2 separate regions of the Homo sapiens genome follow, and region 2 is linked to region 1. A link is a loop called in an ENCODE intact Hi-C map of the cell type or tissue named here. Cell type or tissue: CD14-positive monocyte. All regions are shown on one strand. Links, peaks and the distances in the headings refer to the core of each region. The heading gives the core; the rest is flanking DNA. Region 1 has its middle 9.3 kb from the start of USP28. Region 2 overlaps TTC12 (tetratricopeptide repeat domain 12).

Region 1 (11,944 bases), core at 2,664-10,663:
ATGAGAATCACTTGAGCCTGGGAGGCAGAGGTTGGAGTGAGCCAAGATTGTACCACTGCACTCCAGCCTGGGCGACAGAATGAAACTCTGTCTCAAAAAAACAAAAACAAAAACAAACAAACAAAAAATTTCAATTATTTTGTGAGAACAAAGCTATTTTCTTTCTTTTTCTTTCTTTCTTCTTTTTTTTTTTTTCCTGAGACAGAGTCTCACTTTGTTGCTTAGGCTAGAGTGCAGTGGCTCGATCTTTGCTCACTACAACCTCTGTCTTCCAGGTTCAAGCAATTCTCCTGTCTCAGCCTCCTGAGTAGCTGGGATTGGAGGTGTGTGCCACCACGCCCAGCTAAATTTTGTATTTTTGGTAGAGACGGGGTTTCACCATGTTGGCCCAGCTGGTCTTGAACTCCTGACCTCGTGATCCGCCCCCCCTCGGCCTCCCAAAGTGCTGGGACTATAGGCTTGAGCCACTGTGCCTGGCCCAACAAAACTATTTTCAATCTGTCATTTAGAAAAGGGAAAATAAGCTCTTTATAGCTCAGTTAAAGATGAAGATGAGGTCTCAGCTGGACATGGTAGCGCATGCCTGTAATCCCAGCACTTACGTCAGGAGGCCAAGGCAGGAGGACTGCTTGAGGCCAGGAGTTCAAGACACAGATGAGGCATTATATCAATAAAGTGGCTTAGATTTTTAGGGTTTTTTTGTTTTTGTTTTTGTTTTTTTGACAGAGTTTCACTCTTGTTGCCCCGGGTGGAGTGCAACGGAGTGATCTCCACTCACTGCAACCTACACCTCCCGGGTTCAAGTGATTCTCCTGCCTCAGCCTCCTTAGTAGCTGGGATTACAGGCACACACCACCATGCCTGGCTAATTTTTGGGTTTTTAGTAGAGACAGGGTTTCGCCATGTTGGTCAGGGTTTCTCCATGTTGGCCAGACTGGTCTCAAACTCCTGACCTCAGGTGATCCATTCGCCTCGGCCTCCCAAAGTGCTGGGATTACAGGCGTGAGCCACCGTGCCTGGCCTAGATTTTTAGTTTTTATGAAAACCAACACAGAGACCCCCAACATCTTGCTATGGTTTGAATGTCCCCTCCAAAACTCAGGTTGAAATTTAATTGCCATTGTGATGGTAATGGCTGGGTGCAGTGGCTCACCCAGATGGGACAGGCTAGGTGCAGTGGCTCACATCTGTAATTCCAGTACTTTGGGAGGCCAAGGCAGGTGGGTCGCTTGAGCCCAGGAGTTCAAGACCAACCTGGGCAATATGGTGAACCCTATGTGTACAAAAAAATACAAAAAAAAATAGCTAGATGTAGTGGCACACACCTGTGGTCCCAGCCACTTGGGAGGCTGAGGTGGGAACCTCACTTGAGCCTGGCAGGCAGAGGTTGCAGTGAGATTGGGCCACTGCACTCCAGCCTGAGTGACAGTGATTAGGCCATGAGGGTTCTGCCCTTATGAATGGATTAATGGCATTTTCACAAGAGTGGGTTCCTGATAAAAAGCAAGGTAAGCCCCTCTTGTCCACTCTTGCTCTCATGTGAGCTCCTTTTAATTTTTGCCTTCTGCCATGAGATGACTCAGCAAGAAGACCCTCACAAAATGCCAACACCTCAACCTTGGACAAAAACTTCCAGAACTGTCAGAAATAAATTTCTTTTCTCTATAAGTAACCATGTCTGTGGCATTTCTGTTACAGCAACACAAATGGAATAAGACACCTGTGTACATGGGTAGAAAAGGCAAGAGATATGTCATAGCTTTTCTCATATGATACAAAAGTGTCATGTTTGTTAAACAAATTTTGTTCCAAGAAATCCCTCTGGCAATCCCCAGAATCTGCTCTGAATGTGTATGCTTATTCAGTAGTGTCCTCAAAGTGATAGAAAAGTGGCTCTTTACTCTTTCCAGTTTGAGCAATGCATATTTAGTTTTTTTCTTTAAATTTAATAATTAAAACTTGGCCAGGCTGGGTGCGGTGGCTCACACCTGTAATTCCAGCACTTTGGGAGGCCGAGGCGGGTGGATTACGAGGTCAGGAAATCGAGACCATCCTGGCTAACATGGTGAAACCCTGTCTCTACTAAAAATACAAAAAATTAGCCGGGCGTGTTGGCCGGCACCTGTAGTCCCAGCTACTCGTGTGGCTGAGGCAGGAGAATGGCGTGAACCCGGGAGGCAGAGCTTGCAGTGAGCCGAGATTGCGCCACTGCACTCCATCCTGGGCGACAGAGCGAGACTCCGTCAAAAAAAAAAAAAAAAAAAAAGCAAACAAAAAAAACTTGGCTGGCACAGTGGCTCATGCCTGTAATTCCAGCACTCTGGGAGGCAGAGGTGGAAGGATCATTGGAGGCCAGGAGTTCAAGACTAACCTAGGCAACATAGGAAGACCCTGTCTCTACCAAAAAACATAGTTAAAATTAAAATTAAAAAGTATTCAAGTGCTAACACATAACGTTCAAAATATTTTCATTATGTTCTTCAGATAAGCTCATAACTAGATCATTCAGATTCATCATGATCAAGTCAGATAGGGTTGGTTTTTGCCATCATTCCGTTCTCTGTCTTGCCAATGAAATAAGAATATTTAGTATAATAGAAGAGTTGTTGGTAATACTATTCATCTTTCCACAAAGCTGAGGAAATAAAAGTTGAGACTCCTCCACTTTAAATAACATGGCTAGCATTTTTTTTTTTTTTTTGAGACAGAGTGTCACTCTGTCACCAAGGCTGGAGTGCAGTGGCCTAATGTCAGCTCACTGTACCCTCCGCCTGCTGGGTTCAAGCAATTCTCATGGCTCAGCCTCCAGAGTAGCTGGGATTACAGGCATGCACCACCACGCCTGATTAATTTTTGTATTTTTAGTAAAGATGAGGTTTCACTATGTTGACCAGGCTGGTCTGGTTCACCTGCCTCGGCCTTCCCAAGTGCCAGGACTACAGGCATGAGCCACTGTGCTTGGCCCATGGATAGCAATTTGATTTATTTATTTATTATTTATTTATTTAGGGATGGAGTCTCGTTCTTGTTGCCCAGGCTGGAGTGCAATGGCGCGACCTTGGCTCACTGCAATCTCCGTCTCCCAGGTTCAAGTGATTCTCCTACCTCACCCTCCTGAGTAGCTGGGATTACAGGCAATCGCCACCACGCCCAGCTAATTTTTTTGTATTTTTAACAGAGACAGGGTTTCGCTATCTTGGCTAGGCTGGTCTCGAACTCCTGACCTCAGTCAGGAGTCACTGTGCCCGGCCTATGGCTAGCAATTTTAAGCGGAAGTACTGTTCTTTTTTATTTTATTTATTTATTTATTTGTATTTTTGTTTTTATTTTTTGAGACAGAGTCTCATTCTGTCACCCATGCTGGAGGGCAATGGCTTGATCTCAGCTAACTGCAAACTCCACCTCCCAGGTTCAAGCGATTCTCCTGCCTCAGCCTCCCAAGTAGCTGGGATTAAAGGCACCCGCCACCATTCCCAGATAATTTTTGTATTTTTAGTAGAGACGGGGTTTCACCATGTTGGTCAGGCTGGTCTTGATCTCCTTGACCTCAGGTGATCCACCTGCCTCTGCCTCCCAAAGGGTTGGGATTACAGGCGTGAGCCACTGCGCCCTGCCCTGAAGTCCTTTTCTAAAGCTTTTTATTCTTTGTTACCAGAAAGTCTTCATTTGCATAGACTAATTCTCTGATCTGCTGGCTCCAGATTTCAATACTTGTTCTCCTTAGAGCAACTGACACCCTCTCTACACAAAAAATGGTGGAAAAGTCCAAACAGTCTTTATATTAAGCACCCTGTTCCTTTGGTTTTAAGTTTCTTGCTATGGATTACTCCTGGAGAAGTATAGGAGACTACAAATACCACAAAAAAAACAATGATTCCAGGACTTCAGAGTTCTTCCACGGCCATCTCAGGTCTGAAATTCTGAACTCTCCTCACAAATGGAAACAAAAAAGACCCACTCAACTTCAGTCCTTAGCATTTTACCCCTCTGGCAGGGGCCATCAAATACTGTCTCTTCTTCCAACTCCACATCATCTCTATCTCCCAAGGGATGGCCATCTGGCATCCTTAAATCCTAATCTTAAATGCCAATAGTTGTTGGTTTACAATCCTTTACAAAAGTGAAAAAGCTGCAGTCCTTTAAGCAAATGAAACTTATGGCAATAAATGATCCCATCCACTCTCAGGGAGGTGCCCTCTGTTTCCCATCTGTGCTCTTTAGAAACAGATTAACCAGTGCTTGTTAATAAAGCATATTTCTCAGACTTGGCTCACAATTTGCATTTTTGCTGTATCTATAAGGCTTCTGGGGCCAGGTGCGGTGGCTCACACCTGTAATCCCAGCACTTTGGGAGGCCAAGGCAGGCGGATCACCTGAGGTCAGGAGTTTGAGACCAGACTGGTTAACATGGTGAAACCCCACTTCTACTAGAAATACAAAAATTAGCCGGGCGTAGTGGCAGGCGCCTGTAATCCCAACTACTCGGGAGACTGAGGTGGGAGAATGGCTTGAACCTGGGAGGTAGATGTTGTGGTGAGCCAAGATTGTGCCACTGCACTCCAGCATGTGTCACAGAGTGAGACTCCACCTCCGGGTTGCGGGGGGGGCAGGGGGTGGGGGGCGGGGGAAGACTTTTGGGAATACAATGTCAATATTCTCTAGGACCTTTGCTTAAGTTTAAGATGAAACTGCTTTATCATTCAAATCTGGAAATTTGAGAAAGGAGGAGTTACTGATAAGCATACCGGGAAAACAAGGGAAAATCAGATTGCCCCAGGCAAACTGGAACCTGTGGTTGCTGTAATTGTAACTAGTCTTCTGATTGAGTGCTGTTGAAAGAAAATACTTTAGACGAATTTAACAGCGTTTAACAAAGCAAAGAACAATTTGAGAATTGGACAGTACCCTGAACCAGAAAAAGTTCAGAGTAACTCCAGGGCTGCTACCTGATCAGATAATATTTATTTATTTATTATTTATTATGTTTTTTTCTGAGATGGAATCTTGCTCTTTTGCCCAAACTGGAGTGCAGTGGCTCAATCTCAGCTCACTGCAACCTCCACCTCCCAGGTTCAAGCAATTCTCCTGCCTCAGCCTTCTCAGTAGCTAAAATTACAGGCGTGTGCCACCATGCCCGGCTAATTTTTGTATTTTTAGTAGAGATGGGGTTTCACCATGTTAGCCAAGCTGGTCTTGAACTCCTGACCTCGTGATCTGCCCACCTCAGGCTCCCAAAGTGCTGGGATTACAGGCGTGAGCCACCAGGCCCGGCCTTGATAACATTTATTAACAAACAAAGGAAAATGACCTACAGAAAACAGAAGTGAGGCTGGGCCCTGTGGCTTACGCCTGTAATCCCAGCACTTTGGGAGGTCAAGGAGGCAGGCAGATCCCTTGAGGCCAGGAGTTCAAGATCAACCTGGCCAACATGATGAAATACAATCTCTACTAAAAATACAAAAATTAGCCGAGTGTGGTGGGGCATGCCTGTAATCCCAGCTATTTGGGAGGCTGAGGCAGGAGAATTGCTTGAACCCAGCAGGTGGAGGCTGCAATGAGCCGAGGTTGTGCCACCGCACTCCAGCCTGGGTGACAGAGTGAGACTCTGTCGCAAAAAAAAAAAAAAAAAAAAAAAAGTAAAGAAAAGAAAACAGAAGTGAGGGAAGTGAGGTACAGAAATAGCTGGATTGGTTGCAGCTTGGCGTTTGCCTTATTTGAACATGATTTGAACAGTTGTCTGCCTGTGATTTCTGAAACTATCTGGTTGGTACAAGAGTAGGTAACAGGCTGGGGGCAGTGGCTCATGCCTGTAATCCCAGCACTTTGGGAGGACGAGGTGGGTGGATCACCTGAGGTCGGGAGTTCAACGCCAGCCTGGCCAACATGGTGAAACCCCGTCTCTACTAAAAATACAAAAATTAGCCAGGTATGGTGGCAGGCACCTGTAATCCCAGTTACTCAGGAGGCTGAGGCAGGAGAATCGCTTGAACCAGAGAGGCAGAGGTTGTGGTGAGCTGAGATCGCACCACTGCACTCCAGCCTGGGTCACAAAGTGAGACTCCCTCTCAAAAAAAAAAAAAAAAAAAAAAAGAGTACGTAACAGCCTATTTACATATCCAGTTAGTTATGGTCTACTGTGTATGGAGAAACCTTTGGGCTGAACTTAAAGTATGTAAGGAGGCAGCTTTAAGCTAAACTTAGCAGTGCTAAAACTCCCATTTTTCCCCTCAGCTTTCCCTATCTTTGTCAACTCAGCTGCAGTGCCACCCCCAGGAGTCTCGCTCTGTTTCCCAGGCTGGAATGCAATGATGCAATCTTGGCTCACTGCAACCTCCGTCTCTTGGGTTGAAGCGATGCTCCTGCCTCAGGCTCCTGAGTAGCTGGGATTATAGGCCCCCGCCACCACACCTGGCTACTTTTTGTATTTTTAGTAGAGGCAGGGTTTTACCATGTTGACCAGGCTAGTCTCAAACTCCTGACCTCAGGTGATCCACCCACCTCAGCCTTCTAAGGTGCTGGGATTGCAAGCGTGAGCCACCTTGCCACCTGGCCAGATAAATCTTTGCAGGCAGTTTTCTCTCTAATTATTCATCTTTCCCAATTAGGGTTTCTCTAAACCTGAATCTCCTTATCTTTAACCTTGGGCTACAGAAAGATAGAGCTTAAATGCTTGATTTAGAGTGCTGTTTTAGAAAGACCTTGGGCAAATTACTTAATCTGTCTGTGGTGGTTTCCTCACTTGTAAAGCAGGTACAACTGTAATACTAACAGCACTTACTTTATAGGGTATTGTGAGAATAAAGTCAGTTCCTATGCGCAAAGTACTCAGAGAACCACCTGACCTAAGTGCTCGATAATGTTAGCTATTACTTCCTCTAAAAATGTTCTATTTTATTTTATTTACTTTTATAGATGGGGTCTGTCTCTGTCATCCAGGCTGGAGTGCAGTGGCCCAATCTTGGCCCACTGCAGCCTTGAACTCCCGTGTTCAAGTGATCCCCGAACTTCAGCTTCCCAATTAAAAATAGTTCTCAGGCTGGGCGCGGTGGCTCACACCTGTAATCCCAGCACTTTGGGAGGCTGAGGCGGTGGTGGGGGGCGGAATCACCTGAGGTCAGGAGTTCGAGACCAGCCTGGCCAACATGGAGAAACCCTGTCTCTACTAAAAATACAAAATTAACTGGGCGTGGTGGCACATACCTATAATCCCAGCTACTCTGGAGCCTAAGGCAGAAGAATTGCTGGCACCCAGGAGGCGGATGTTGCAGTGAGCTGAGATCGCGCCACTGCACTTCAGCCTGGGCAACAAGAGCGAAACTCCATCTCAAAAATAAAGAAATAAATAATAATAATAGTTCTCTTTTCTTCCAGAGTTAAGTACCAGATCAATAAAATTATTATTTTCTTTTTTAGAGACAGGGTCTCACCCTGTCACTCAGGCTGGAGTGCAGTGGCATAATCATAGCTCACTGCTGCCTTGATTTCCGGGCTCAAGTGATCCTCCTGCGTCAGCCTCTGGAGTAGTTGGGACTATAGGTGTGCACCACCCATACCCAGCTGATTTCTGTAGGTTTTGTAGAGATGGCATCTTGCTATATTGCCTGGACTGGTCTGGAACTCCTAGCCTCAAGTGATCCTCCCACCTCAGCCCCCTCAAGGTGCTGGAAGTACATATGTCAGCCACGGAGAGTTCATATTCTGAATACCAAAGCCAAATAGAGTCCACGTGCGTTTTAATTGCATGGATCCACTTATATGCAGATCAAAATACACACATGGATCAAAAATACTGTATTCAAGCTGGGTGCAATGGCTCACACTTGTAATCCCAACATTTTGGGAGGCCAAGTTGGGAGGATCGCTTGAGCTCAGGAATTCGAGGCTGCAGTGAGCTGTGATCCCGCCATTGCACTCTAGCCTGGGCAACGGAGAAAGACCCTGTCTCAAAAACAAACAAACAAACAAACAGTATTCAAGGATTATGAAACCCGAGTATGTAGAGGGCTGACTTTTCCTATACGTGGGTTCTGCAGGGTCAACTTCACAATTTGAGTATGTGCAGACTTTGTTATAGTAGAGTCAGGTGGAGGTCCTGGAATCAATCCCCTGTGTATACTCATTAACTGTACTTCTTTTCTTTTGTTTTTCTTTTTTTTTTTTTCTTTTTGAGACATAGTCTTGCTCTGCCACCCAGGCTGGAGTGCAGTGACGCGATCTTGGCTCACTGCAACCTCCGCCTCCAGGGTTCAAGCGATTCTCCTGCCTCAGCTTCCCGAGTAGCTGGGACTATAAGGGACACGCCACCACACCCAGCTAATTATTGTATTTTTAGTAGAGATGGAGTTTCACCATGTTGGCCAGGATGGTCTCGATCTCCTGACCTCGTGATCCACCCACCTTGGCCTCCCAAAGTGCTGGGATTACAGGCGTGAGCCACCACGCCGGCCTAGTTAACTGTACTTCTAAAATGAACTCATTAACTTTACCAAAAGCTATTTCAATTCTCCACACACTACATTGCCTGCATTACACATTTGACGCAGGTTGGAAATCCATTTATTTTTCAACCAACCATAGATCCTTTTCTGAAACATTTTCTTAACACCTGTAATTTAACCTTAAATAAGTGAACTTTTTAATCTAGGGGTTATTACTGAAATATCTGTGTTTTATCCTCCAAAGGCCATTTTCCTAGCTGCTGAGGAGCTGGCCCTTAAGGACATTTCTGACTAATCATTCCTGGAAAGGAATCCATAGCTTAAAGACCAGTCACACCTGTCAATCAGCCATAGCCTGCGGCTTTCAAACCCAGCTGCTCAGAAGCCACTGGCAAAAAACATTTACAAGAGTGAAGCAGAGAAGAAACATAAGTGCATGTTTCTTTATTTCTTCTTTTCTCTATTCTTTTCCCAACATTTTCCCTTCATTGTCACTTAGCTCCTCAATCCACACAAGAATTCAATCATTCAAACAAGATCATTTTATAATATAAATTATATTTTGGGTTTGCAGTAAATCAGAAGAGAAATCCATTGACTCAGAAAATAACTTATAGGCTGGGCGCAGTGGCTCATGCCTGTAATCCCAGCACTTTGGGAGACCGAGGCGGGGAGTTCAAGACCAGCCTGGCCAACATGGTGAAACCCTGTCTCTACTAAAAATACAAAAATTAGCCAGACATGGTGGCGCATGCCTGTAATCCCAGCTACTCGGGAGGCTGAGGCAGGAGACTTGCTTGAACCCGGGAGGTGGAGGTTGCAGTGAGCTGAGATCACACCACTGCACTTCAGCTCTGGGCAACAGAGCAAGACTCCGTCTCAGGAAAAAAATAAAAAAATAAAAATAACTTAGCATTGGGACAAAAGGTTTTCCAGGAAAAGGAAAAAGGAAAAAAAAATCAATTTCCTCTCTGGGAAAATACGCTGCAAATTATTCCCTGTTTAAACACACCAATTATTTATTATTGCTTCTTATCAATATTATTTTCTCCCCTGGATACTCTTGAAATGATTATTGACTAATAATAGAATTATTCTAGAGCCTTCATGTATAAGCCCGTTAGAGGAATGAGATGGGATTTTCTGTGGTGACAGCACATGTTCCGTGATATCCACTTTTGATATCTGATCACTGTGAGACTTGCCAACTGATGGCCAAGCACTGATGTAGACTTGCTCATTAAATGCTGTGGTAGGACAGGGTGTGTCTAGCTGATTACCATGTCCAGCACCGAGTGGAAGTTAAAGGAGGCTAACAGGATTTACCACATCTAGCCCCAAATTAATTATATTTATTAGATCTGCAGCGCTGTTTAGAACCATCCAGCAGAAAGAGGTTTAATCAAAACTCAGGGCCTACATTTACCAAAGGGCCTGTACACATCTCTTTCAGAGATAAGGGTATAGGAGGTCTGGTGGTCTTTCTTTTTCTTTTTTTTTTTTGAGACAGGGTGTCACTCCATCACCCAGGCTGGAGTAGAGTGGTGCTATCTGGGCTCACTGCAGCCTTAACGTCCTGGGCTCAGGTGATTCCCCTCCCTCAGCCTCCCAAGTAGCTGGGACTACAGGCACAAGCCACTGCACCTGGCTAATTTTTGGACACGGTTTGGCTGTGCCTTCACCCAACCTCACTTGTTGAATGGCTCTGATGCAAATGCTGATAGTGATATGAACAATAAGGTCCAGGTTGAGGTGGTCTTAGATGCAGATGAGGAACTTGTTGGGAACTGGAGCAAAGGTGTTTTAGCAAAGAGACTGGTGGCATTTTGCCCCTTCCCTAGAGATCTGTGGAACTTTGAACTGGAGAGAGATAATTTAGGGTATCTGGTGGAAAAAATTTCTAAGCAGCAAAGCATTCAAAAGGTGACTTGGGTGCTGTTAAAAGCATTCAGTTTTAAAAAGGAAACAGAGCATAAATTTTGGAAAATTTGCACTCTGACAATGTGATAAAAAAGAAAAAAACCTGGCTGGGCACGGTGGCTCACGCCTGTAATCCCAACACTTCGGGAGGCCAAGGTGGGTGAATCACGAGGTCAAGAGATCAAGACCATCCTGGTCAACATGGTGAAACCCCATCTCTACCAAAAATACAAAAATTAGCCAGGCGTGGTGGCGGGTGCCTGTAGTCCCAGCTACTTGGGAGGCTGAGACAGGAGAATGGTTTGAACCTGGGTGGCAGAGGTTGCAGTGAGCCAAGATTGCACCACTGCACTCCAGCCTGGGTAACAGAGCGAGAGCAAGACTCCGCCTCAAAAAAAAAAAAAAAGAAAGAAAGAAAAGAAAAACCCATTTTCTGGGGAGAAATTCACGCCAGCTGTAGAAATTTGCGTAAGTAGCAAGGATCCTAATGTTAATCACCAAGACCACGGGAAAAATGTCTCCAGGCCATGTCAGAGACCTTCACAACAGCCCCTCCCATCGCAAGTCCGGAGGCCCAGGAGGAAAAAGTGGTTTTGTGGGCCAGGCCCAGAGTCCCCATGCAGTGTGCAGCCTAGGGACTTGGTGCCCTGTGTCCCAGATGCTCCAGACATAGCTGAAAGGGACCAATGCACACCTCGGGCTGTGGCTTCAAAGGATGGAAGCCCCAAGACTTGGCAGCTTCCAAGTTGAATCTGCAGGTGCACAGAAGTCAAGAATTTAGGTTTGGGAACCTCTGTCTAGATTTCAGAAGATGTATGGAAACACCTGGATGCCCAGGCAAAAGTTGGCCGCTGGGGTGGGGCCCTCATGGAGAACCTCTACTAGGGCAGCATGGAAGGGAAATGTGGGGTCGGAGCCCCCACACAGAGTCCCTAATGGGGCACTGCCTAGTGGAGCTGTGAGAAGAGGGTCACTGTCCTCCAGAGCCCAGAATGGTGGGTCCACCGACAGCTTGCACTGTGTGCCCGGAAAAGCTGCAGACACTCAATGCCAGCCCATGAAAGCAGCCAAGAGGGAGACTGTACCCTGCAAAGCCACAGGGGCAGAGCTGCCCAAGACCATGGGAACCCACCTTTTGCATCAGTGTGACCTGGATGTGAGAGCTGGAGTCAAAGGAGATCATTTTAGAGCTTTACAATTTGACGGCCTCGCTGGATTTTGGACTTCCTTGGGCCTTGTAACCCCTTTGTTTTGGCCAATTTCTCCCATTGGGAACTGCTGTATTTACCCAATACCTGTACCCCCATTGTATCTAGGAAATAACTAGCTTGCTTTTAATTTTACAGGTTCATAGGCAGAAAGGACTTGCCTTGTCTCAGATGAGACTTTGGACTGCGGACTTTTGGGTTAATGCTGAAATGAGTTAAGACTTTGAGAGGCTGTTGGGAAGGCATGATTGCTTTTGAAATGTGAGGACCTGAGATTTTGAGGGGCCAGAGGTGGAATGATATGGTTTGGCCGTGCCCTCACCCAAATCTCAACTTGAATTTTATCTCCCAGAATTCCCACGTGTTTGTGGGTGGTAC
Region 2 (11,944 bases), core at 2,103-10,102, 560 kb after region 1:
GGCAACTCTTATAACTTAAAGACTATACCTGTGCAATGGGACAAAATTTGCCACACATTTTATCTTCTAAGGGATAAAGAAATTGGATACTCCAGATGTCAGTGTTAGAGGATCCCTAGTGTTTTATGAATGATTATAAGCAGAGGTGACTTTCTCATTCATCTCTGTTTCCTTTGCTTACCCTCTCAATAAGAAATAAAGCAGATATGGCCAGTATGCTGCTAGGGAAGTGTCCTCTTGTTTTGGGACATACTCATTAGGCTAGGGTAGGTGTGCTGTACCCAAGAATTGAAGCCACAGGATAAACCTGGCACATTCTCCTGGTACCTCAATTTTACTTGATTCTAAGTTATTGAAAATCATGCTGTTATATCAAAACAAAGATAAGTTTTATGAAGTGCTGTGCAAAATTAACAAGGTTTTTCAGGTAAAACACACATCTTAAAAGAAATTTCATGCTTTCTGCTTCTAGTCCCTCTCGAGGGGCTCATGTTCATTCTCCTCTGCTGTTAGCAGCATAGTGCAGAAGTCTGAGAAGCACTAGTTTTGGTTACTTAGTTAAAACCCCCGTGACAGAGTACTTTAGGGGAATGTGGATTAAGGGTTACTTAAATATTTGGTCATGTCCCTAAAAAGTGATCGTATTATTTCTCTTTTAGTAACTCTTAACATTTCCACCAATAGTCTTTATGTCTATGCATCCTTGACCATCTATTTTGGCAGATTTCAGAGGAAATGCCATGTGTAGAATTATTTTATCTGCTCAAGGCCTGACTAAAGTTGAAAAATAGGAATTCTTTCTTCTGATTATTCCTCTACAAATAGAGGATGTTATATTTCCAAATTACTAGGGCTGGAGGGAAAAAACACAAACTGACAAGGAAGAACAGCATTGCAGAAATAAGCTCCAATGGCTGGCTCTAGAAGACAGAAGGAGGCATTTCCACTACCACATAGAACCAAGTGTCTGATAACACAATAGTAAAGAAGGAGCTGAAGTAAAATAAGACATTGAAACTTCAATAGCAGCAGCTCCCTGGATTGCTTTCTAGGAACTAGGCACTTTCTGTGCATTGTCGTGACCCTCCTAACAATTCTATTCTATCCCATTCTACAGATGAGGAAACTGAAGCTCTGGCTACAGAGGCTATACCCTTTCCTATCTTGATACACTGGCAGCTGCCTTCTATCTACTTCAGCCCAACACTATCATGTGGGAAAAGAAATACCCTCTTACCTTGAGAGCCCACTCACAATCCACCAGTGCCTTCTCATAGTCCTCAAGTTTCATATAAGCCTGTAATGAAACCAACAGCTGATATTCACACACAATTCTGCATCAGGCAGTTTTCAGTTCACACAGAAAGAACATTCGAACAGTAGAATGTCAGCGAGAACTATCCCCTACCTGGATCAGTCATGGTCCTGCCAGGAAACAGATGGCACACTTGCACTGGGCAACTGAGGAGAGTTGAATACAGGGACCTCTTCCACGGTGAAGGCAGGGCTTAGGGAACCTGACAAGGGATGCTACAGAATCGCAGGGCTAGCAACAGTGGACAGCCATTACCACTGCTGTAATGGAAGGGGCAGAAGGAGGGAGCAATGAACAAAATGTGGGAGGACAGCTCTGCGAAAAGAACTGCCTGACATGAGCTGAGGCCTTCACCAGAGCCGAAGGCCAGGAGAATAAATACCCCAATCTCACTTTTCCTCCTTCCTTCTCATTTTATTGGCTGAATGCAAATGGAAGCTAGAGGGCTAGGAAGCCAAGGAGCCAGTCCACACAGGTCAGCCCTCCAGGGCACAAAGCAGGGAAGGATCTAGAGGGACAGAGAAAATACCCAGCTCACTAGCCACATCCAAGAAGGAAGAGCTGGATTCTGGAGTCTACCCTGCTGTGAATGTTCCAGAAAAACACCAAATGATAAAGGGGATAAAAAAGACAGATAATTAGAGCTCTCATACACTGCTGGTGGGCATTAAAATGGCACAGCCCATCTGGAAGATAGCCTGGAAGTTCTTCAGAAGGTTAAATATGTTACCATATGACCCAGTAATTTTACTCCTAGGTATATACCAAAGAAGAATATAAATATACATCCATACAAATGCTTACACATGAATGTTCATAGCAGAATTATTCATGATAGTCAAAAGGCAACAATCCAAATGTCCATCAGTGATGAAGGGATACATAAAATATGGTATATCCACACAATGGAAAATTATTCAGCAATAAAAAGAAATGAAGAGGAGTTGATACATACTATAACATGGATGAATCTTAAAAGCATTACGATAAATGAAAGAAGCCAGTCATAAAAGGACAAATGTATGATTTCATTTATATAAAATGTCCAGAACAGACAAAGGTATAGAGACAAAAAGTAGATTGGTGATTATCTTGGGCTGGGAGTAGTAATGGGAGGATTGGGGGAGTTGACAGTTGAAGATGGAGCTTTTTTGGGGGATGATGATGAAATGTTCAAAAATTGATTGTGATGGTTGCACAACTCTGTGATTATACTAAAATTCCATTAAATTGTGTACTATAAAAGGGTGAACTGTATGGTATGTGAATTATATCTCAATAACGCTGTTATCAAAAGATAATAAAGCTCTGCTTCTGTCCTCCCGAGCACAGCAGAAAAAAAAAATGAAAGAAGTAGAGTGACATATGAGAGTCAGAGCATCACCATGAAGCCTTAGTATCAAATGCCTGGGGCACTCTTTTAGAATCCCCTAGAATTGGGGAAAATCTTGAAAATCAAGAATTGACTCAGAATTCCGTGATCCATTCAAACTGAACTGATTGAGAACTTAGTTCAATGTTTCTAAGGACTAGAGGAATATAAACAAATGAAAGACTATAAACAAGCACAATGGCTACTATAACCTCTCTATTAATTACTGGACACAGTAAGTGGTCAATAAAGTCTTATCAAATTGCACTAAGTAACTCTGAAGCACTCTTCTTCTGGAAAGCTCCCTGAGAGGCAGCATCGATCATCCCATTTGTACGAAAGGATAGCCAAGCACCAGGAGTGGTGGCTTTTCCAGGGTTCCATCAGCAACCAATAATAAAGCCAGTACTACACATAGGATTGTCCATGATCAAAACTGTACCAGGGCACTGCAACACAATCTTAACAACGAACCTCATGAGATACTTACATGGACAAGCCAATTGTGGGGTCAATGTTGCAACTCACAGGGAATCCAAGTATCCAACCCAAGTGAGGAGGGAGTAGGCAACAGCCAGCAAATGAATTGAAATCATGCCGCTCTTGGCTCCCATAGCAAGGAAGCTGCGAGTGGTGCTTTCATTAACTCATGTTCTGTACTAATTAGAGAAGACGACTCTTTGAGCTATCTGTTCTGTAAAGCATCATCCTTTTCTCCAGGGTCTCAGGTTTCATTTGAAAATTAGAGGATGTGAAGAGGAAGCTGGCATCATTCTAGACAGCTGTGGCCATGATTTCATGGCACTATTATTTAGGATACATGCAGACTCTGAAGAAGTCTTTATGGGTTCCAACAATTTCTCTACACAGCCTTTTACTTTTTTTTTTCTTTCTCTCTTAAGGCTTGGATTAAACACCCTATAACTTCCTCAATCTCTTTTGCTTTTGCACATTTTAAAAAGGAACTACTTTTTCCAAACAGCAATTAAACTCCAGATTTATCTAAATTATACCGGCAATCTATTGATCATAACATTAACTCCAGGGGAAAAACAAAGCAATGAAAGGTTAGGTTTTCTCTCTAGCAAGCAACACTCAATTTACAGGGTCCTTATTAAGTGTTTTCTGACACTGCATGCATACAGGGGAAGCATTTTAAAAATAGTCAATGGTTCAAACGGTTTGTAACACCAGGGAGCACATTGTCCATTATTTTGTCTCTGCATAAGCTTTCTCCTTGGGAAAGCTGAGAGGAATCACTCCCTCAAACCTTTTCATTACATTTCCTTATATTTATCCACATTCATTCTTAATGTGATTCTTCAGAACTAATCAAAGTGCTGCTTAAAAATGAGTGCAGTGAAAATATAATTTAGATGAATCAGAGTATAGACAGTCTGAATTAGATATGTCTGAAATTATATAACTTTTTTAAAGCAATTCAATTTTGTTGCTTTCAAATAATTTCAGAGTAACACAACTGAATAAGCATCAGTAGGCAGATGTTTTTAGAGACCAAATTTGGTAATAAATAAGAAGGAACTATAATTATTCTATTAATTGCTTGCATTTAAGTGATGCCTCTGAATTGTCAACAGAAACTTAACTCCCTTAATTGGACTTATTGTGCTTTTAACGTTATGTAACTAAAAAAGGATTTATTGAACATCTGCTATAAATAAAGCATTAGGGGAAAAAGTATATGGCAGTTTTTGCCCTCAAAAAGTTTATAATCTTGTTCGGGTAATGCAATGTACTGCTAAATCAACCTCTGGCCATCTTTTTTACCGATTCACTTCCTTATAACAAGTTTTCTCCAAAATTGGGATAGTTTAAATGACACTTCAACTCTAGTCTAACATATCCAAATTGCTAAACTAGTGAGATTATACTGCTTGGATTTATTTATCATTAAGTCACTGTCACTCCCCATATGTTTCGGCTTCCGAATGTCCTGTTTCTTGCTTCCAGTCCTCTTCCTCAACATCCCAGAGCCAGACATTCTTAAACTCGAGTTAGGGAAATTAGAGCTGATGAGGACTCTGCTGAGCCTCTCCCTCTTGCAAATGACAGGGCATCAAGTCCACCTCACACAGGTCCTGCTGACATATTCTGACCATGGGGTAATCATGTCCATGAATCTGCCAATTTTTCAGGCCTGTCCAGCAGAGAACTCTACCACACAAAAACTAAACTACTTTTCAAAGATAAGGTCACAGGTGATGGTTTTGTTTCAGTTGAGAGCTATCAGCCTATCCCTTCATTAAGTAGTAAATAAACATCTGGGTGGTTTTTACCTGGTGTTCCAGGAAATTGAGCTCATTTGTGACATATACTAATGCATAAAAACCTTCAGAAACCCAAAATTTCCAAGAAATTGGCTCCAGGACCATTGGCTATCCACTTTATCCCTGTCGCAGAATCTTAAAGAGAGACTGATACAATGAATGAGAAACTAACAGGTGGGCATCCGCTAGGAGTTAAGACTAGTACCAAAAAAGGAGGCTGAAGAAATATGTTGGTAGCAGAATTCTAAGGTCCCATAGGTCATTTCATTCCACTAGTTTTCTCCTTTATCCACAGGGACAAGTGCATGGTCACCATCAGTGATATGATGGAGCTGACTTATACTATGGAGAGAGCTGATAATGGACAGCTCTTCCCAAGTCCTCCTGCAGTGATTCCAAATTAGATCATGGTGAGAATATTTGCATCATGGAAACTGGTAAATGCTGTGTATAAGTCAGCTCCTCCCACACTTAAAACAAGAGCCAGTTCTTATAAACATTTCCCAGCCCAACATCTAGCCTCATCTTTGTTTTCCCAAGTTTAGTGGCAACTATTCCCTGAGAAAGCCCCATGGATACATCCCTGCCTCACTGACCTGGGCTCGGTTGGTGTACAGCACTTTCATGTCCTTCAGCTTCTCCAAACCCTCACTGTAGCGCAGGATAGCTGTTTCATAATTGCCTTCAGCAAATGCTTCATTCCCTTTTTCTTTTAGGGCTATGGGAATATAAGTTACACAGGTGAGCTCTCACCACACATCAGAAAATCTCTCAGACTTTATTCCCCCGATTTTCCAATTCTATTTCGAAGGTCTTCACTTCTATCGATCCTAAAGGGACTTGACACTTGTTTTTTTCTGCAGATACTTCAGGACCAGCTTCTTCAAGTATTTTTTTTCCTCCAAATCCACCCATGTCTTCTAAGTAGATTCTCAGAAAAAGTAAATGTTTCTGCATTGAGGCTGAGAACCATACTAAGCTTGCCACAGAGACCAAATCTGTGCATTCGGTGTCTCATAAAGAGGGTCAAATAATTAATTTTCCCAACAAATATGGAATCATTCAGACCTGCAGCACACACAGCCCTGGGTGGTATAAAATAAAAGTGAAAACATTCTTCTATCATATGTATCTCCCTGCAACATACACAATCCCATCCCTTCCTTTTCCTTGATGTCTCCTCTCCTATCTCACAGCTGTTTTATTTTTCTTTTCCACTTCTTCATCTATGCCTTAGGCTAGCCAGTGGCAGCTCACTCTCACCCCCCACTACTTCCTGAGCATTGTTTAGTACAATTCACTTTGCTCTGCTAAGTGCACAGGGAAGCTTCAGAAAGAGGTTTCACTGGAGGTAGGTGTATCCTACCCTCTGCTTGTTGCAGCAGGAACAGAGAACAGACCATCAATGATTTCCTTCTGGCCAGGTCCCACTGCCTCAAGCCCATCACAAACCTCACCACTGGGAATCTAGATGTCCTCAAATGTCAGCATACAGGCCTTCGTGTGCTCTTTCTAGCACAAATCATCCCAGCCATTGAAAAGTAAGGACTGACAATTACCATCCGCCAAGACTTTGTTTTCCCTTCTTCTCTTGGCTCGTTCCTTTGCATCCTTCTCCACAGATGCCAAGAAGGCCTCTGACAGCAGGGTAATTTCAGATATTAAAAAGAAAAATCCAAATACTATAATCAGTTCTTTAGCTCAAATTCGAAGTGTTACTTTAGAGCCACACGTATGCATATGCACACAGGCACACACACGCACACACACCATTCTGAGGCAACTAAAATGACATTTTCTTCATTTGACATTAAATGGTAATCTGTGTGATGCATTATTACACATGATGGCTATGACTGTGCTTCAAATTTGAATTATGTCTTTTAAAAGAGTTTTTCTTTGAAGAGAGATTTTTTTGTTCCGTTTAGCATAATGAGCTTCTGAGCTGAGCAACAGAGAAACTATCTGGATCCCTTGAACAGGGTAAATTGGATGATACAGAATAACTGAATTGAGTTTACAAAAGGTTGACCAAGAGAAAATAAAGAAAAACCTCTCAGGGACATTCCCGCTGATCACTAGTAACAGAATGGGATGATCAGTAGGTTTTTGTTCACAGGTTGTTTGTAAGCTCAAAGGCAATAATTTAAGGGTCTGGGAGCTACAATCAATCAAAACTGGTCCTATATAAAGAATGAAAATTGGGAAGAGAGATGCTGTCCTTACCTGAGTTTATTTCTTCTGCACTCTGTAGACGTAGGTTACCATAAAAACAAAGAAACAAATTTCAAAAACCACTCTAATTTATATGTATATAAACCAAGAAGGCAAATCAATTACAAACAAGAGGTCATTTCTTTTAACCATCAAAACTGAAGGGCTCAGAATTCATGGGGCTTGCTTTAAATCAGGAGATCTGAGTATGGGCACAATTGCTATGGGACCGAGTCTGCAAAACAAGGCTGCCCAGGTCAAGGGACCTCAGCTGTGGCTTATGAGTTGGAAATGAGTTAGAATACATTACCTTAAAGGTACAGCTTAAATATATCACACAAGCTCAGGGGGTGGAGAGGGGAAATTTCCATTAAAATAGATCCAAAGGGTTGTTTAAAGATAACCCAGAAAGATCAAAGGAAAAAAAAAATCAAATTTTATACTTTCTTATAAAAAATAAATCTAAGAAACAAAAGACCATTTCAGCCTTGCTGGACAGTTTGAGATTAAACTACTGCCTAGGTGTAGGTCTTCTCACTGTAAGTACTTATATAACTTCTCAATAGAAAAAGAAACCTTCATAGCAGTTTGTGGAGGACTGATCATAGTCTTGTTCAAGGTGGTCCTGCATTCATCCTCCTCCTGGTCTTCCTCCATAAGCAGTAGTCTCTTTTCTGTCTCCAGGACAGCTTTCTGTTGCACAACTGGGTCATCAGAATTCATCTCCTGAATTAAATTGGCTAGAGAAGAAATCAGGTGTGACTTAATCAAACAAGATATTCAAAAGACTCTATTCACTAGAAAGGATGGTGCATAAAATGCATGGGAAAGATCTTAAAGAAAAAAATAGAGCAATAGAAAGCAAAATAGAGCAAGCAGAACCAATGAGAAAAAATTAACAACAGGTTTTTTTTTTTTTTTTTTTGCCTAGAAAAAGTTGCAGGTGAGTATAGCTATTAGCTTTAAGGAACAGAGTTTTAAGCCATTATTCAATTCAACAATAATTTATGGAGAGCTCATTATGAGTTAGATATTATGCTGATGCTATAGATAACAATGATGAATAAAAAAAGATCCTTTTTTGAAGAGTTTATGAACTTGTGTGGGAGACAAACATGTAAGTACAGGCAGCTCAAAATCGCAAAACAGCAGCCCTTAACCCTATCCTCACCTGTCTTCACTTTACTGCTTATCCAGCTTAGATTCCATGGTCAATCACTCAGCAGCCATCCTGCCCATATACTCAACTCCCTTGCCCTGCTATCTCACCTAACAGACAAAATTCCAGCTCTACATAATTCCAATTACCCAATTCTACCAGTCTGCATTAGGAATGCTATGTACTGAGGGAGACAGATAGATGCCTGGGGGACTGGTCCAAACTCAAACTCAACTGGACCTTCAGTGATGCCCAGCAATCCTTGTTATCCTGGGCAAGATATCCTGTCACTCCCCCAATGACTTTTAACAGTTTGCAATCTAAACCTGACCATCTCAAAAAGATGCCCTTATTTATCAATTCAGAGAGGAAAGAGATGCCATCGACTTCCTGCTATTAAAACTACAAAACTGCCTATACCTACATCCATCCTTCCTTACTACCAGGAAAAGGTGCCCATTCTTCTGTAAGGTTAGTCCCTCATCCTGGGCCCAGGATTCCATTGTCATATTTTGCATAATCAGGAACGCTGCATCACCAATTAATAATCCTATTGCGCAATATTTTCAACCTATTCCATTCGACCAGCTTCCTTCTAAATTATGTACTTTAAATCTCTCCTAATGCTCTGTCTCCTCCCCTTCACAATTAAACTTCTTAATTCATTTTCCTGTTCTAATTTCTTCATTTCCCACTGAGTCTTCAAGGAAATTATAAATTTTTAATTGTACAATATTTCAAGCATACCGAAAGTAATATAATATTTTTGTTTCTATGCCATTTATAAGTTGATGGTATCTTTTCTCCAGCATGCTTTAATACTTAGTATTTGTATCATTTAGATTTTGCTGCATCACACACCACATCAAAACTTAGTGGTTTGAAACAAACCACCATTTTTGTGGCTTAGTTTACAATTATCTATGTCAACAATTTGAGCTGAATTCAGCTGGCCAGTTCTGGTTTCAGCTGGACTCACACATATATCCATGGTCAACTGTCAGTCATCTAAGTGGCTCTGCTTTAGAAAGTCTGCTGGCTGTTGGCTTGAGAAATGCAAGCAACCCGGGTAAGTGTGTCTTACTTTCTCATGAGTGGTATGAGTGCAAGCCCTAATTCAAATGCACTTTTCAAGCCTCTGCTTGTGTCATGTTTGCAAACATCCTTTTGGCCAAAGCAACACACATGGCCAACCCAGATTCAAGTGGCAGAGAAATAGGCTCCACTCTTGATGGGAAGAAAGGAATTTGTAACCATTCTTGCAATCTACCAGAATATTTGTGTATGTAATATTTAAACAATTTTTTAAAATAGTTGTATAAAATGTGCATTCATTTGCAACCTACTTTTTTCTCTTAAGATGCTTTAGAGATGTGTTCTTGATACACATGGTTCCAGTTGATTCATTTAAACCATTATATATACCATAGTTAATCCATTCTCTTATTGATAGCCAGGTGGTTTTTCAGTTTTTTCTAAAGTAAATAAATGCTGAATTGAATACCTGTATGTACATATTTCCTTGTGCACATGTTACATATCCTTCAGGATATGGCTGTACCAATTTTTACTCCTACAAAAGAGTACAAGAGGAAGTTCCCATTCTTCTACATTCTTATCATCACTTGCTGGGTTAAACTTTTTAATTGTTGTCAATGTAATGGATGGGAATGGTATCTCATTGTTTTAATTTGCATTTCGCTGAATTTGATTGGAATTGAGCATCTTCTTATTGATTTGCACCCATTTGGATTTCTACGAAGAGCCTACTCCTATCCTTGGCCAATTTTCTATTGGGTCATTGTCTCTTTCTTATTAGTTAATATAATTTCTTTTTTAAAAAATTCTTTTTTTTTTAAGAGATGGTCTTGCTATGTTGTCCAGGCTCGATTTGAACCCCTGGGCTCAAGCGATCCTCCTGCTTCAGCCTCCTGAGTAGCAAAGACTACAGGCACACACCACCATGCCTGGTTGATTTGATTGTGAAACAGGGGAGTTCTCTGATCCCCCTCGCAGGACATGCGACAGGGGTGTGGCTTGCCTGTTTAGTCACCACCACTGCTCAAACCCCTGAGGGGAGGGGGAGAACGCAGACGGACAAGTGCAGGAGCCCAGTTGGGCACGTGTTACAGCGTGTCCTTTTAGCCCTGCCATCTGCGGACGACTTGATTGTTAACCAGCTTGACGGACATCTGCCTTTTCACAAGGGCAGAGGGAAGTGACAGCTTTTTGTATCCCGAGCTCTTGCCCAGCATCCCCGGAAGAATCAGGTCACACACAGGACTAAAGGATGAATGTGGGGTTTTACTGAGTGGTGGAGGTGGCTTTCAGTGGGATGGATGGGGAGCTGGAAGGGGGAATGGAGGGGAAAGATGATCTTCCCCTGGAGCCTGGCCATCCAGTGGCCCAACTCCCCTCTGGCTGCTCCCAGCCAAACTCCTCTCGGCGTTCAGACATTCCTCCTCTTTTCTCTACTGTGTCGTTCTGCCATTTGTCTGCTTGTGTCCTCATCTCACCTGCTCGTCTGCTTCTGGAGCCTGGGGTTCAGAGTTTACATGGGCACAGGATAGGGGAGCATGGCAGGCCAAAAGGCAACTTTTTGGGCACGAAAACAGAAATGCCTGTTTCCACTTAGCGCTGCAGATCTCCCGGCTTGAGGGTGGGGTCTTTGCCAGGGAACCACCCTCTTCTATCCACTATTCCCATCTCCTACCCGTATCAGTTGTATATATTCTGGACTGGTTACATGTATTTCCAAACATCTTCCCCTTGGGTATTCTTTGTCTTTTCATTTGTTTTTATGGAATATGTTGTTGAAGAGATTTTCTTTTTAATTTTAGTGTGTTAAATATACCATCTTTTCCTTTACAATTTAGGTCTTTTGTGTCAGTAAGGTTATAAATATACTCTCTTATGGTGTCTTATAAAAGTTTTAAAGTTTTTTTCTTACTAAGGTATGTAATTCACCTAGAGTTGACTTTCACGTAGGGCAGGAGCATTATTTGTTGAGAAGTCCCTGCCAGCAATGTGTCTCATCATCCCTGTTATGTGTGCAAATCTTCTCCAGGCTCTTCATTCCTTTCCCCTGATTGTCCTTTCCAGCACGAAAACCTCCATGCATTGATTACTATGGCTTTATAATAAATCTTGAATGTCAGGTAGGGAAAGTTGTCCTGCTTTTTTTTTTTTTCCTGCAGAGTTTTCTTGGCTCTTCTTGGTCCTTTGCTCTTCCACGTAAACTTTGGAATCAGCTTGCTGAATTTTAGTACATACTACTTTGCGGGTTTTGATCTAAATTGTATTTACTGCATAGAATATTTTAAAAATTGACATTTTTACCAAATAAGTCTTCCTAGGATTAAATACGTCTCCATTTATTTAGCTCTTCTTTCATGTCTTTTAATTAACTTTTTTTTAAATTAACTCAACTGCACACTTTATTCTAATTTCATTGTTTTTTCTCCCTAATGCCCTTTTCCTATTCCAGGATCCCATCCAGAACACTACACGACATTTAGTCATGTCTCCTTAGGCTTCTCTAGGCTGCGACAATTTCTCACCCTTTCCTTATTTTGATGACCTTGACAGTTTTGATG

The links. Peaks named below come from ENCODE experiments on the same cell type or tissue, not always from the same donor. Only the 100,000 strongest peaks of a DNase experiment are listed, where the experiment ranks them.
Region 2: it touches region 1 in a loop (5-fold over the local background); 13 of 110 quality-filtered maps call a loop at or near these places.

What each region holds. Positions count from the first base shown.
Region 1 is chr11:113,878,870-113,890,813 of GRCh38, reverse strand. No RefSeq gene overlaps it. Among named protein-coding and RNA genes, the nearest start is that of USP28, 9.3 kb to the right of the region's middle. RefSeq lists enhancers at 4,654-5,440, 7,799-8,585. In CD14-positive monocyte, for the core only: no CTCF peak of the experiment used is centred there; no DNase peak of the experiment used is centred there.
Region 2 is chr11:113,319,273-113,331,216 of GRCh38, reverse strand. It overlaps TTC12 (tetratricopeptide repeat domain 12), which reads right to left. Exons shown (of 22, transcript NM_017868.4): 3 at 7,766-7,929; 4 at 7,202-7,223; 5 at 6,535-6,612; 6 at 5,572-5,693; 7 at 1,238-1,297. Among named protein-coding and RNA genes, the nearest start is that of TTC12, 11 kb to the right of the region's middle. In CD14-positive monocyte, for the core only: no CTCF peak of the experiment used is centred there; no DNase peak of the experiment used is centred there.